Regions from separate parts of the Homo sapiens genome. Here region 2 is linked to region 1. Evidence: chromatin loops called from intact Hi-C (ENCODE). Cell type or tissue: PC-3. All regions are shown on one strand.

What was found. Hi-C counts contacts between places; a loop is a spot of excess contacts. Peaks named below come from ENCODE experiments on the same cell type or tissue, not always from the same donor. Only the 100,000 strongest peaks of a DNase experiment are listed, where the experiment ranks them.
Region 2: it touches region 1 in a loop (3-fold over the local background); 5 of 110 quality-filtered maps call a loop at or near these places.

Annotation. Positions count from the first base shown.
Region 1 is chr10:4,703,035-4,705,534 of GRCh38, forward strand. No RefSeq gene overlaps it. Among named protein-coding and RNA genes, the nearest start is that of MANCR, 26 kb to the left of the region's middle. In PC-3, no CTCF peak of the experiment used is centred here; a DNase peak (open chromatin) is centred at 1,357; H3K27ac peaks cover 2,376 bases.
Region 2 is chr10:4,751,208-4,753,707 of GRCh38, forward strand. All of the region lies in intron 2 of LOC105376375 (a long non-coding RNA gene), which reads right to left. Among named protein-coding and RNA genes, the nearest start is that of AKR1E2, 74 kb to the right of the region's middle. In PC-3, no CTCF peak of the experiment used is centred here; no DNase peak of the experiment used is centred here.

The sequences.
Region 1 (2,500 bases):
TCAAGGGAAGTAACTTGTTTAATGGACCACTCTTAGTGATATCGAGAATCAACTCCATCTTCTGTTAATGGATTTCATATTAATATTTCATTTCTACAACAGCTTAAAATTATTGCCTTTGTTGCCCAAATGCCAATTAAGTGCTTCCTGCATTTAAATCAAGACCAAGCCCACCAAGAAGCTGACAACTGAAATTTCATGGGGCGGGAGAGGGATAGAGGGATAGAAGCAGAATAGATTTTCTTTTTTTTTTTTTTTTTTTTTGAGACAGAGTTTCACTCTCGTTGCCCAGGCTGGAGTAGAATGGTGCAATCTCAGCTCACTGCAACCTCCGCCACCTGGGTTCAAGTGATTCTCCTGCCTCAGCCTCCCGAAGAGCTGGGATTACAGGCACCCACCACCATGCCCAGCTAATTTTGTATTTTTAGTAGAGATGGGGTTTCTCCATGTTGGTCAGGCTAGTCTCGAACTCCTGACCTCAGGTGATCCACCCGAGACAGCCTCCCAAAGTGCTGGGATTACAGGTGTGAGCCACCGCTCCCAGCCAAATAGATTTTACTCATGGTATCATGAACACAGCCCACTTCTCACACAGCCAAGTCTCCTGGTTTATGTAATTGACTAAGTTTTAGAAGCAACAGAAGGATACTTTGTGAGCAAATCCCAAGTTGAGTTAAGGATAATGGTATTTATCTGTTTCTTAAATTTCTCTATATTGATCATAAATTGCTTCAGTAACTTTCCTAAATTTATATTTGTCAGGTGTCTTGTTTGCCTGAATTTGAGAAGTATTTACCCAACTGTTACAGACCCCAAAGGCCATGGTTTACGAAGCATGACTTACAACAAATTTACTTCCAGTTCAGCCTCAATTTCGAATTTTAATATACTATTTACGATTAGTATTAGATGTATCTTTAGTAAAATAAGGAGGATTTCAGATTTTAAAATTTTGAGATTAACAATTTAAAAAGGACAAAGGAGAAAAGTCACTGCTGAGTGTTTTTACAAATGCTCGTCTAAACAGTTCCTGTTATTTCCCTTGTCCATTTTGAATCATATCCTGTGATTCAAGTTCAGGCATAATAGTTTTGCACAGCTCTTATGCCATTGAGAATCGCCATGTAATGCTGTTTTTACAGCACTGCAAGCAGTCTGAAGTAACACAGACATCTGCATCTACAGCAAGTTGAGGAATACCTGTGAATGCTGCCAAGCCTCCTGTAGAATAGATTAAGGGTGTATACTTTCAAGAGGCAGTTAGAGCACAATTGGCAAGCATGAGGCAGTACACTGGGAGGAAGCTGAGATTATGCACAGTTGCACACAATGATTCATAAACAGTATGTGAGGCTCAGTTGGCATGGTCTTCTGGCTATAGCAAGCCATGCTCTTCAAAGCTTATCTGTGGTCAATCTCTGATATAGACTGACCAAACTATTTCCTGCAAATTTTGCCATGAACCACAGGGTGAAGATGAATAAGCAATAAAGAGCTTGGAAAGCTTACTCAGGTGTCTCCATAGAAATAGTCTAAAAGGATCTAGAAACTAAAGGAATATTGTTTTATCACTACCAATGATAAAACTGAGTATGTAAAAATGAAAGGTTTAAAAACCATTGAAACCATTAGGTAAATTTGATCACCAACTAAGAGGCTACAGTAATGAAGACAGAATAGATTTTTTTTTTTTTTTTTTTTTTGAGACGGAGTTTCACTCTTGTTGCCCAGGCTGGAGTACAATGGTGCAATCTCAGCTCACTGCAACCTCTGCCACCTGGGTTCAAGTGATTCTCCTGCCTCAGCCTCCGGAGTAGCTGGGATTACAGGCACAAATTTGGTGATTTGGTAATTATTATTCAGTTTTTAGATGTAAGAATAGTGTTGTGCTTCTATTTTGTAAGATTTCTAATCTGTATAAATGAGTAATGATTGTAGTTACTCTGATTTCTGGAATTTTCTTCAAAATAATCCATTAGATGGAGAAGAGGAGGAGGGGACGACAGATGGGCCTGAGTTGACATTGTCCAAGTTATGTCATAGACGCATGAAGGTCCATGATCCTTGATATTCTACTTCGTATAGCTTTAAAATTTCCCACAGTAATAAGTTAAATATGCTTTTAGAAAAAAACTTTATTACTTGTCTAAGGAATCTTTTGATTTTTTTGATTTATATGGGTCTTGACATGAGATTGGGAAAGCCGAGCTCACATTATTTATTGTTTTTGTTTTGTTTTTTGTCTTTTTATTTTATTTTTTAAATTATTTATTTATTTATTTATTTATTTATTTTGAGACGGAGTCTCGCTCTGTCACCCAGGCTGGAGTGCAGTGGTGCCATCTCGGCTCACTGCAGCTTCTGCCTCCCGGGTTCAAGCGATTCTTCTGCTTCAGTCTCCAAAACAGCTGGAACTAAAGGGGTGCACTGCCATGCTCGGCTAATTTTTTTGTATTTTTAGTAGAGATGGGGTTTCGCCATGTTGGCCACGCTGGCCTTG
Region 2 (2,500 bases), 48 kb after region 1:
AGGTAAATTTTATAGCATATATAGATATAAGATGTGTGACAAGAAGAGCTTGGATGATGGTGGGCAGGTGAGTGAGACTGCAATCTCATAATTCTGTTACATCTGGAAAGTGGAGTGTTATGAGAGTGGCAGGAGGCAGCAAGCATGAGTTATAACATGTGAATTGTGAACTGTAGGGTGTGGAGTATAAGGTGTGAAATGGTAAAATGCTGACTCTACATAATCTTTGATAAATTGACGATTCATATTGTCAGCCCTAGGGCAACCACTAAAAATAAGTTAAAAATATGTCTAGTGCAGAATTGCAGTGCAGAGAATAAAGCGGAATTCTAAGAATAAGTTACATAAAATAAAAGCAGTTAAAGGGCAATAAAGGAACAAACAGAAGTGACAAATGAAAGAAAATCACAAAATTGAATGATTAAATCCAACTATGTCTACAATGACGTTAAACTTAATTAGACTAAAGATCTCATCAGAAGGCATATTTTTTCACATTTGATAAAAAGCAATATATATACTTCCTAAAAGACAAGCTATTTTAAAAAAAGACAAATTCCTTGAATTACAAGGAAAGAAAATGTACAACATGCAAACCAATAAAAGTATGCTAACATAGCTATATCAACATAATAAAAGCAGACTTCACAATAAAGAGTATTAAAGAGAAAAAGAGAATTATAAGGAAGATATACTATCCTAAATAAATATATATCTATTGGCAAAGCTTGAAACCTCAAGCTTTATTAAGAAGTGAACTAAAACGAATAACAGTAAACACTATCCTTGAACTAAAATAGGTGAACTAAAACAAGTTCACAATCAGTATTTGATAAAACAATTAGACAAACTGTCAATATACAAAAAATTATATATATAATTATATATTATATATTATATATAATAGTAAGTATATATAAAACTGTCAGCATGCGGGGCTGAGAATGATGGCTTCTGGCTTAAACCATGTCCCTGCAAAGGACATGAACTCATTTTATTTATGGTTGCATAGTATTCCATGGTGTATATGTGCCACATTGTCTTTATCCAGTCTATTGTTGATGGGCATTTGGGTTGGTTCCAAGTCTTTGCTATTGGAAATAGTGCTGCAATAAACATACGTGTGCACGTGTCTGTATAGTAGAACGATTTATAATCCTTTCGGTATTCTCAGCAAACTAACACACACACATAAATCCAAACACCGCATGTTCTCATAAGTGGGAGTTGAACAATGAGAACACGTGGACACAGGGAGGGGAACAACACACACCGGGGCCTGTCGAGGGGGTGGGGGGCTACAGGAGTGAGGGCATTAGGACAAATACCTAATGCATGTGGGGCTTAAAACCTAGATGTCGGGTTGACAGTTGCAATAAACCACCATGGTACATGTATACCTATGTAACAAACCTGCATGTTCTGCACATGTATCCCAGAACTTAGAGTAAAAACAGAAAAATGATATAGGATATAAAGACTCACTTACACATACACACACACATACACATGTATTGGAAACATAATAATTTTTATATATCACAAGTTAATAATAAGGAAACAAACAATCCAAGTATTTTTTTAAAAGCATGGCAAACTATTTGAACAGACAAAGATATTCAGGTATTAAGATTTTTCTTAATCTTAGACATGAAAAGATGTTCCGCTTTACTCATCATGGAAGTGCTAACTAAAATTAAAATGAGAAACACTTCACACACTCGATTAGCTAAAATTAAAAAGGCTGACACTACCAAAAATTAATGAGGATGTGGAGCACGTGGAATCCACATACCTTGCTGGTGGGAATGTAAAACTCCACACCCACTGTAGAAAATAGTTCTGTACCTTTTATAAAATGAAACCTATGAGCCAGAAAGTCCAGTCCAATGTATTTATCTATGACAATGTTAAAAATGAGCAAACAACAATGTACCCAAAGCCTCATATACTAGTGTTTGGAGCAGCTTTATTCATAATAGTCACACTGGAAACAACCCAAATGCCTGTCCACCGGTAATTTACGCTAAACGTTGCGATGAAACACCATTCAGCAGTAAAAAGGGGCACACTTTTTGTGTGTATCTAACACACCACAATATTAATGAATCTTAAAAGCATAAAGCCAATTGAAAGAAGTCAGATACAAAAGAGTATGTTCTATATGATTCAATTTATGTGAAGTTCTAAAACATGCAAAACTTATAATGGTGAAAACCAGCTCAGGCCACCTGGGGTGGGGTAGGGGGTAGACAGAGGGATGTGAAGGGACAGGTGAGAGCATTCTGAAGACATGGAAGTGCTCTGTGTCTGGATCAAGGTGGTGGTCACATGTGTCAAAACTCATCAGTCTATACATTAAAAACACGTGCATTTAATTTAAGGTAGACTGTTGCCAATAAAGTTTATTTTAAGATAAGTAAGTTAATTTTTTAAAAGGAGACATAGATCTCCAGATCTATTTTGGATAAGTTCCAAAATGTAGTTAGCAGACCATTAG